Linked DNA regions of Homo sapiens: region 2 is linked to region 1. The links are chromatin loops, found by intact Hi-C in ENCODE. Cell type or tissue: Caco-2. All regions are shown on one strand. Each heading gives the region's core, and the rest is flanking DNA. Links, peaks and the distances in the headings are about the cores only. Region 1 overlaps RNF135 (ring finger protein 135). Region 2 overlaps ADAP2 (ArfGAP with dual PH domains 2).

Region 1 (5,373 bases), core at 161-5,160:
CAAATGCTTTTTAAAAAATTTTTTTCCTTTCTTTTTCTTTTGTTTATAATCTGCATTCTGCTGAATTAATTAATTAATTAATTTTTTTATTTTGACACAGGTTCTCTGTTGCCCAGGCTGGAGTGCAGTGGCACAATCACTGCAGCCTCGATCTCTCAGGCTCAGGTGATCTTCCTTCCTAAGACTCCCAAGTAGCTGGGACTACAGGCATGTGCCACCACACTCAGCTAATTTTTTGTACTTTTTGTAGAGATGAGGTTTTGCCATGTTGCCCAGGCTGGTCTCCCACTCTTGGGCTCAAGCGATCCTCCTGCCTCAACCTCCCAAAGTTGTTGGATTACAGGCGTGAGCCACGGTGCCCAGCCAAACATTTTTTAAAAACCTATTAACAATAAGTAATAATCGTATCAGCAAAATAGGAGAACAGTGATATTCATCTGAATTTTGTGTTTTTCTAAATTGTAGTGAAAATACATACAACATAAAATTTACTATCTTAACTATTTTTAAGTAGGCAGCTCAGGCAGGTGCAGTGGCTCATGCCTGTAATCCCAGCACTTTGGGAGGTTGAGGTGGGCAGATCAGTTGAGTCCAGGAGTTCAAGAGCAGCCTGGGTAACATAGTGAGACCCACTTCTCTACCAAAAATACAAAAACTAGCCTGCTATGGTGGCACACACCTGTAGTCCCAGTCCCAGCTACTTGGGAGGCTGAGGTGGGAGGATCACTTGAGCCTGGGAAGCAGAAGTTGCAGTGAGCCGAAATCAGGCCACTGCACTCCAGCCTCGGCAACAACAACAAAAAAAGTAGCAGCTCAGAGCTCAGTACTGTTAAGTATGTTTACATTATCATATAACCAATCTCCAGATCATTTTCTTTTTTGTAACTTTATTTTATTTTATTTTTTTTTTTGAGACAGAGTTTCACTCTTGTTGCCCAGGCTGGAGTGCAATGGCATGATCTCGGCTCACTGCGACCTCTGGCTCCTGGGTTCAAGCGATTCTCCTGCCTCAGCCTCCCAAGTAGCTGGCATTACAAGCATCCACCACCACACCTGGCTAATTTTTTTTATATTTTTAGTAGAGACGAGGGTTTCACCATGTTGGCCAGGCTGGTCTCAAACTCCTGGCCTCAGGTGATCCACCCGTCTCGGCCTCCCAAAGTGCTGGGATTACAGGTGTGAGCCACCACGCCTGGACTGTAACTTTAATTTTAATTTTTTAGGATCAGGTCTTACTTTGTTGCCCAGGCTAGAGTACTGTGGCACAACTATGGCTCACTGTAACCTCAATCCTCCTGCTTCAGCCTCCCCAGTAGCCAGGACTATAGGCCCACACCACCATGCTCAGCTATTTAAAGAATTGTTTTGGCCGGGACAGTGGCTTACGCCTGTAATCATAGCACTTTGGGAGGCCGAGGCGGGTGGATCACTAGGTCAGGAGATCGAGATCATCCTGGCTAACACGGTGAAACCCCGTCTCTACTAAAAATACAAAAAAATTAGCTGGGTGTGGTGGTGGGCGCCTGTAGTCCCAGCTACTCAGGAGGCTGAGGCAGGAGAATGGCGTGAACCCGGGAGGTGGAGCTTGCAGTGAGCTGAGATTGCGCCATCGCACTCCAGCCTGGGCGACAGAGCGAGACTCAGTCTCAAAAAAAAAAAAAGAATTGTTTTGTAGAGACAGGGTCTCATTATGTTGCCCAGGCTGGTCTGGAACTCCTCCTGGCCTCAAGTGAGCCTGCTGCCTCAGCCTCCTAACTAGCTGGGACTATAAGCATGGGCCACCATGCCTGGTTTCATGTTGCAGAATTGAAACTCTATACCCATTAAGCAACAATTCCACATTCCTTCAACCCCCTCCTACCTGGCAACCACTATTCCACTTTCTGTTCTATGAATTTGACTATTCTAGATACCTCATGTGAGTGGAATCATACAGTATTAGTGTGTGAGAGGTTTATTTCACTTAGCATAATGTCCTCCAAGCTCACCTATGTTGTAGCATATATCAGAATTTGTTACTTTTTTTTTTTTTGAGACGGAGTCTTGCTCTGTCACCCAGGCTGGAGTGCAGTGGTGCGATCTTGGCTCACCGCAACCTCTGCCTCCCGGGTTCAAGCAATTCTCCCACCTCTGCCTCCCTAGTAGTAGCTGGGATTACAGGCATGTGCTACCACCCCTGACTAGTTTTGTGTGTGTGTGTGTGTGTGTGTATTTTTTAGTAGAGATGGGGTTTCGCCATGTTGGCCAGGCAGGTCTCGAACTCCTGACCTCAGGTGATCCGCCCGCCTCAGCCTCCCAAAGTATTGGGATTACAGGCGTGAGCCACCACGCCCAGGCAGAATTCATTACTTTTTTTTTTTTTTTTTTTTGAGATGGAGTCTCACTCTGTTTCCCAGGCTGGAGTCAGTGGTGCGATCTCGGCTGACTGCAAACTCCGCCTCCCAGGTTCAAGTGATTCTCCTGCCTCAGCTTCCCAAGTAGCTGGGATTACAGCCATGTGTCACCACACGCAGCTAATTTTTGTATTTTTAGTAGAGATGGGGTTTCACCATATTGGCCAGGCTGGTCTTGAACTCCTGACCTTGTGATCTGCCTGTCTTGGCCTCCCAAAGTGCTGGGATTACAGGTGTGAACCACTGCGCCCAGGCAGTATTCGTTACTTTTTAAGGCTAAATAATATTCCATTGTATGTATATATCACATTTCTTTATCCATTTTTCTGTCTCTGGACACAGGGATTGCTTCAGTTCCGAGTTGAATTTTGAGACTGGCCTCTTTACAGGCAGCTCTCTTGCTCTCATGACCTAAGTTACCACAGGCACACCCTAGACAAGGTCTTTCATCTCTTCTCAGGTGGAGTCTTAGATTCACTGCAGCTGCTGTCACTTCAAGATACAAGTAGGACAAGATTTTGCCTTCAAAGTCTGCACTCTAGGACTTCCCTTACTTATCATCTGCCTGACGTGGTCATTGCACTCTAGCACACATGACTGCTTTAAGTTAATAATTAAACTTTAGCACATCGAGAGGGAATTAGGAGGTGTCAGCAATGGTGATGAATCTCACCCCAACTCATGTTACCCAGTTTATGTAACAACAGTTTAAAACATTGACTTGGGGGTCCTGGATATTCTAGGTGTTAGGGTGCTGCAATCCCCTGGAACTGTATTAGTTGATTTTATTTCATGAGTGTGCATAAAACACCTTCTATCTATGGGACTGGCATGGGGCTTGGTGCTTAGAACATATAGATGAACAAGATCTTTGCTAGCAAGGAGCTGAGAGCTTAGTGAAGAAAGAGTGAAAAGTCCACAGTGAGAACATGGAGGTGCACATACCTGGGCTGCAGGCACACTGCCTCTGCCTGATCCAGTCCTGACACTGAAAAATGTGTAGATGATAAGAAGACAAGCCAGCCATGTGCCTTGACCATGATGTTTGGAGACCTTCAGTTTGCCTTTTTCTGATGGGACTTTCCTCTGTTAATTTTTTTGTTACTTAGGAGAACTCCTGGAAGCCCCGTCTTCCTCCTCATGCCCATTGCCTGACCAGAGCCACCCTGCACTCAGGAGAGCTTCTCGGTTTGCTCAGTGTAAGTATGTGGTCCACTTTAAACATGGGTTTGGCTTGCCGCAGAGCGGGCTTCGAGAATATCCTACATCCATCTCCCTACTGCTAGGGCCACTCCTTGGCTTACTGCACATGGATTTGTTCCAGGTCCCTCCACGGGGGGAGCTGATTGCAAAGGCAAAGCAGGTTGAGACTCTAGACCCAAGAGCACTCAGAGTCCCGCCAACCTTTGAGCATCTCTGCTGTGGCCACCAACTACAGCCAACTGCCTGTTCCCAAACCTGCTGAGGTATTTCTGCATCTGTGCTGTGGCCACCAACTATAGCCAACTGCCTCTTCCTAAACCTGCTGAGGTATTTCTGCCATCTCAGTCTGGGATAGTCCTTAAGAGCATGGATCCCAGAGCCAGACTGCTTGGGTTTGACTCCCAGCAGCTCCACTAACTAGCTGTGTGATCTTGGGCAAGTCACTTAAGCTTCCTAGAGCCTGGGTTTCCTCATCTGTAAAATGGAGATAATATAGTACTTCTCTTGCGGGATTGCCATGAGGGTTAAGTGAGTGAGTATGAGTAAAACACCTAGAGTAGTCATGCTGTATAAGTGTTAGCAATTTATTCACTCAATAGGAAACCAAATGAAATATACAAAGTGAGTAAGACATGGTCCTCAATCAGGAAGTTTCAGTTTAACTGGGAAGGTATAAACAGCTGTGGTCATAAATCACCATAAGACGGGCGTGAGCCACCGCACCTTGCCTACGCCCAGCTAATTTTGGTATGTTTAATAGAGACAGGAGTTGGCCATGATGGCCAGGCTGGTCTTGACCTCCTGGCCTCAAGTGTTCCACCTGCCTCAGCCTCCCAAAGTGCTGGGATTACAGGGGTAAGCCAGTGCACCTGGCTGAAGGAGCTGGCCTGATTTTTAAAATTGACATATAATAATTGTATAGTCTGGGTGCAGTGGCTCATGCCTGTAATTGCAGCACTTTGGGAGGCTGAGATGGCAGGATTGCTGGAGCTCAGGAGTTCGACACCAGCCTAGGAAGCATGGCAAAATCCTGCTTCTTTTCTAAATAAATTTTAAAAATAAATAAATATAATAAGTGTACATATTTATGGGATACATAGTGATGTTTCAATACATATGGTGCATAGTGATCCGATCAAGGTAGTTAGCATATCTATCATCTGAAACATTTATCATTTCTTCCTGTTGGGTGATGTAGCAATTTTAATGCTAGTGTGAGTGAAACATCACACCAAAAGATACAAAGTTGCTATTTGAAGACTTCTTAGCATGGACCATCAAAAGATGACCGGCCATGTTCTTATTGTTCTTTTTTTTTTTCCAAAGGGGCCATCCATCCAACCTTTAACTTGAAGAGCCTTTCCTGCAGCCTGGAGGTGTCCAAGGATTCCCGTACAGTGACTGTGTCTCACCGCCCACAACCCTATCGCTGGAGCTGTGAGAGGTTTTCTACCAGCCAGGTCTTATGTTCCCAGGCCCTGTCTTCTGGAAAGCATTACTGGGAAGTGGACACTAGGAATTGCAGCCACTGGGCAGTTGGGGTGGCTTCCTGGGAGATGAGCCGCGACCAGGTCCTGGGAAGGACTATGGACTCTTGTTGTGTGGAATGGAAGGGGACTAGCCAGCTCTCTGCATGGCACATGGTCAAGGAAACTGTCCTTGGCTCAGACAGACCTGGGGTGGTGGGCATCTGGCTGAACCTTGAGGAGGGAAAGCTTGCCTTCTATTCAGTGGACAATCAGGAGAAGCTTCTGTATGAGTGTACCATCTCTGCCTC
Region 2 (5,373 bases), core at 310-5,309, 48 kb before region 1:
CAACAGCATTGGCATCACCCAGGAGCTCAAGGCTGAGCATGGTAGCTCCTGCCTGTAATCCCAGAACTTTGGGAAGCCAAGGCAGGTGGATCACTTGAACCCAGGAGTTCGAGACCAGCCTGGTAGCATAGTAAGACCCCCATCTTTACCCAAAAATACCTCCAAAATTAGCTAAGCATGGTGGCATGCACCTGTAGTCCCAACTACTTGGGAGGCTGAGGTGAGAGGATCGCTTGAGCCTGGGAGGTCGAGGCTGCAGTGAGCCATGATCATGCCACTGCACTCCAAGCCTGGGTGACAGAGCAGGACCCTGTCTCAAAAAACAAAACAAAACAAAACAAACCAGAAAGAAAGAAAGAAAAATAGAGTCTGAGGCCCACCCTGGAGCTACCAAATTAGAAACTGCATTAAAAAAAAAAAAAAAAAAGAAGAGGCCGGGCGCGGTGGCTCACGCCTGTAATCCCAGCACTTTGGGAGGCCGAGGCAGGCGGATCACGAGGTCAGGAGATCGAGACCATGCTGTCTAACACGGTGAAACCCCGTCTCTACTAAAAATACAAAAAAAATTGGCCGGGCATGGTGGCAGGTGCCTGTAGTCCCAGCTACTCAGGAGGCGGAGGCAGGAGAATGGCGTGAACCCAGGAGGCAGAGCTTGCAGTGAGCCGAGATGGCGCCACTGCACTCCAGCCTGGGTGACAGAGTAAGACTCCACCTCAAAAAAACAAAAAAAACAAAAAAACTGCATTGTAACGGGATCCCAGGTGAGTCTTGTGCACATTAAAGTTTGAGAAGCACTATTTTTTTTCCTTTGGAGATGGAATCTTGCTCTATTGCCCAGACTGGAGTGCAGTGGCGTGATCTCGGCTCACTGCAACCTCCACCTTCAGGGTTCAAGCGATCCTCTTGCCTCAGCCTCCCGAGTGGCTGAGATCACACCCAGCTAATTTTTTTGTATTTTTAGTAGACACAGAGTTTCACTATGTTGGCCAGGCTGGTCTTGAATTCCTGACCTCAAGTGATCTGCCCACCTTGGCCTCCCAAAGTGCTGGGATTACAGGGGTGAGCTACTGCGCCCGGCTGAGAAGCACTATTTAATAGTCCAGGAAATCTGCCCAGTCAGAGATGAATAAGCCAATATAACAGAATAAGCTGGGTCAGGTCCTGAGCAGGGTCACATAACTAGGCAGGGGACAGAGATGCTGAGTGGGGGTGGATGAAGGTGGGTGCTGACATTTTGTGACCATCTATTAACTCCCCTGGGCACTGCTTTTGGTGATTGCTGTCCATCATTTCTTAATCCTGAAAACAAGCCCCACATTATTGAGTCACGGACATGTTAGTAACTTGCTCAGGGTCACAGCCCTGCACCCACTTTACCTGCCATGTGCCTCTGCTGTAGGAAGGACACTTGGCAGCAGGAGCCAGGAACCAGATGCAGGGACTAGACCTTCCTAAGGGGCCCCTAGCACCATGGCCCTAGCCCCCTCTCCATGCCAATCACTGCCATAAGGACTTTTACTGAGGCACCCAAGGTCTCTGGCACTTAGGATACCCAGCTCCCTCCTATCTGCCCAGTATGGTGCATCTGACAACCTGGGTCTGGCCATTCTTCTCTTTTGCTTGATGCCCCAGCCTGTCTGTTAGATGGGCATAAATGAGGGCTCCAGATTCCTGCCTGCAGGAGTCAGGGGGTGATTTAAAAGCTAAATGGACAGGCATAAGGGATGGGGAGGGGGCTGTGGCAAACAGGAAAACCTGCATGGAGGATTGAAACAAACAAAACTTTAGGAGCAAACAGACATGTATGCAGGTTGGATTTGGCACCAGGATCACCAGATTATGACTGGAGAGACCTTCCAAGGTGAAGGCCTAGGTGTGTCTTTTCTGGACTGGCCCCATTCCCTTAGTGTCTGAGACCTAAGGTTTTTTTTTGAGACAGAGTCTCGCTCTGTCACCCAGACTGGAGTGCAGTGGTGCAATCTCGGCTCACTGCAACCTCCACCTCCCAGGTTAAAGCAATTCTCCAGCCTCAGCCTCTTGAGTAGCTGAGATTACAGGCATGTACCACCATACCCGGCTAATTTTGTATTTTTAGTAGAGATGGGGTTTCACCATGTTGGTCAGGCTGGTCTCAAATTCCTGACCTCAGGTGATCCACCCGCCTCGGCCTCCCAGAGTGTTGGGATTACAGGCGTGAGCCACTGCACCTGGCCAGAGGGTCCTTAATGAACCCCAGGACAAGAGAGCACAGATCCCTGGAATACTAGGCCTGTGTGCTTCGCCTATGAGAGAGAAAGAGAAATGGTTTCATTCCTTTTAAACCATATTCAGATGACTTTCTCAATCACCACATTATATCAAAGTCACAAACTACCACTATTTGAACAAGCCTTTAGCCTCCCAATTCCAAATTCCTGGGAGAAGGAATCTGATAAGCCCAGTCCAGCCTCTGTGTTGCTCCAGGCCTGGTCCAGTTGCTGTGGTTAAGCAGGGGCAGGATCACAGCAGTAAATGGGGCTGCAACTGGGGTTGGGTGAAGATAGGCGGGGTAGTTCTCACAGAAGCAGGGCTTGGGCTGAGCAAGCACCAAAAATCTATCTATTACAACATCAAAACTAACCTGCGGGATAAGTGGAATGTTTTGCGTAAAAGGTGTGTGTGGGATGGAGCGGGCTAAGCAGAATGTCCCGAGAGGAAGGAACAGTAGGTGTTGGGAGAATTGCAAATAGTTTTGCATGGAAGGAGCTCAGACAGCAAAATCATAGTAAAGAACTTAAGACTTTTTTTTCTGAGGGTAGTAGACAGGACTCCAAGCCAGACTGATTAGATTTGTAATTAGAAAATCACTCTGGCTACAGGCTGGGCGCTGTGGCTCACGCCTGTAATCCCAGCACTTTGGGAGGCCGAGGCGGGCAGATCACGAGACCATCCTGGCTAACGTGGTGAAACCCTGTCACTACTAAAAATACAAAAAAAAAAAAAATTAGCCGTGTGGTGGTGGGCGCCTGTAGTCCCAGCTACTCGGGAGGCTGAGGCAGGAGAATGGTGTGAACCCAGAAGGCGGAGGTTGCAGTGAGCCAAGATCGCACCACTGCACACTCTAGCCTCGGCGACAGCATGAGACTCCATCTAAAAAAAAATAAATAAAGGAAAATCACTCAGGCTGCCATGAGAGGGCCAGTCAGAGAGCAGCTGATCAAGGCCAGCTAGATACATGGTTGTCTATGTGGGAGATGAAGGTGGCCCAGGCTGCTGAGGGACATGTTCTCTCAGAGTGACAGCAGAAGGGGCCAAGCCAGCTTTGGCCTAAGTTGCCATGAGCATCCTCATTAGAGGAGCATCCCCAGGCATAACTGCTCCCCACCCAAATGCCAATCTTTGACATCTGAGGACAATGATTTCCTAGAGCCTTGCTCCTTAGAGTGCATTCCACTGACTAGCAGCATCATATCACCTGAGAGCGTGTTAGGAATGCAGAGTCTTGGGCCCCATTCCAAACCTACTGGATATGCCTCTGCATTTTAACAAGAGCCTCAGGTGATTTTGCACGCATTAGAAGGTGAAAAGCACTGTCCGAGGCCATTGCAGAACTCCCATGCAGTTCACTCAATCCTTTTCCAGGGCTCTGGGGTTATCCCTGTCAGAGGCTTCCTGCTTGCCCGGGTTAGCCCACGAGGCTCTGACACAATCCTCCCTGGATGCCCCTGAGCCGAGCTGTGGGGTGTGTGCAGGTGCTGAATATATGTGCCCCACACCCAATGCCCAGCTAGCTTCCCGCCACCAGAGGTAGCTTCCCACCCACCCCATCTCACTGCTGTGTGTGTGTCCTGTGCACTTCTCTCCGCAGGAGATAGTGGACTGGTTCAATGCCCTCCGTGCAGCCCGTCTGCAGTACCTAAAAATGGCCTTTCCTGAACTCCCAGAGTCTGAGGTGAGCTAAATGCGGACCCCAATTTCTGAATCTCCTCTTGGCCATCTCCTTCTTTCCCTGTCTGTTGACCTCGAAGACACTCAGAAGCCAGACTAGGGCTGGGCGCGGTGGCTCACGCCTGTAATCCCAGCACTTTGGGAGGCTGAGGCGGGCGGATCACAAGGTCAGGAGATCGAGACCATCCTGGCTAGCACGGTGAAACCCCGTCTCTACTAAAAATACAAAAAAATTAGCCAGGTGTGGTGGCAGGCGCCTGTAGTCCCAGCTACTTGGGAGGCTGAGGCAGGAGAATGGTGTTAACCCGGGAGGCGGAGCTTGCAGTGAGCCCAGATGGCGCCGCTGCACTCCAGCCTGGGTGACAGAGTGAGACTCCGTCTCAAAAAAAAAAAAAAAAAAAAAGAAGAAGAAGCCAGACTAGTTTTGTTTGCAGGCAAGACCTCGAGGTTGAGGGCTGGGCTGCTCAGAGGGAAGCCCAAGGCATTCTCCAGGGGAGCCTGCGGGGGTTACAGCCTCACATACGACAAGGCGGCCTCCCAAAAGCTGGTCAGTGTCTCCCCTTCAGAAGAGTGTCAAGGGGCTCAGCAATTGGTCATCTCTTTCTGAACCCTTCTCCCTCTAAAATGTACAAATGATCCCTAACATACTGCTTACAGAGTGCTTTGAGCCCATTTTGTCTTGTGAAATGGCAGCCAGGCAGGGGTGATTATTTCCATTTCACTGATGAGTTATACAGTCCCAGGAAGGGCAGGTGAATAACCAAAGGTGTGCTTCCCTTTCTAAAATCCCCTCTTTGCCCTGTGATGCTCTGGGCTTGGGAAAGCCTGGGATCCTCTCCATTACAGTTGTAACAGGAGCAGGTATGCCCTTCATGGCCAACATCATGGGGAGCCGAGAACTTCATTTTGATTGTCTCCAGACTTCTGGGGCCTTCATCTCCCTATCTCAGGCTGGGCCAGGGAGACCCGCATGGTGTAGGGCAGAGGATGCTGTCTCGAGCCAGGAAGCCTGGGCTCTCAGGGATGCTCTATTGCTCACTTGCTGTGTGACCCCTGCAGGTCCTGGCACCCCTCTGAGCTTCTATTTCCATATGGGTAAGATGGCGGTTAGTCCAGGTCATCTTCAGGGTCCCTTCCGCCTCTGAGATTCTATGCTCTGGTCCTCTTCAAGAGGCTCCCCTCCAAGAGGATTTTATAAGTGATGGGGCTGGAAAACCATTTTAATGCTGGGATTTTCTTAATCTCAACCATTAGAGTTTCCTTGAAAGCCTAAATGCTCCTTAATTCCAAGGTTTGTAGGGAGCCAGTTGTCTGGAATAGGGTCCCCTCCAGGCCCAGGGATGTGCTGAGATGGCAGCTCTCTGGGAGCAATTCCAGCAAGGCCCGAGTCAGAGCCCTTGAGTCAGTCTGCTGAGTTTGCACCCAGAACTGGTTAATGCTGGCTCC

What was found. Hi-C counts contacts between places; a loop is a spot of excess contacts. Peaks named below come from ENCODE experiments on the same cell type or tissue, not always from the same donor. Only the 100,000 strongest peaks of a DNase experiment are listed, where the experiment ranks them.
Region 2: a loop joins it to region 1, with 3 times the contacts of the local background. A loop is called at or near these places in 1 of 110 quality-filtered maps.

What each region holds. Positions count from the first base shown.
Region 1 is chr17:30,993,740-30,999,112 of GRCh38, forward strand. RNF135 (ring finger protein 135) reads left to right here. Exons shown (of 5, transcript NM_032322.4): 4 at 3,503-3,592; 5 at 4,923-5,373. Among named protein-coding and RNA genes, the nearest start is that of RNF135, 25 kb to the left of the region's middle. In Caco-2, for the core only: no CTCF peak of the experiment used is centred there; a DNase peak (open chromatin) is centred at 2,899.
Region 2 is chr17:30,945,440-30,950,812 of GRCh38, forward strand. ADAP2 (ArfGAP with dual PH domains 2) reads left to right here. Exons shown (of 11, transcript NM_018404.3): 7 at 3,848-3,931. Among named protein-coding and RNA genes, the nearest start is that of RNF135, 23 kb to the right of the region's middle. In Caco-2, for the core only: no CTCF peak of the experiment used is centred there; a DNase peak (open chromatin) is centred at 2,512.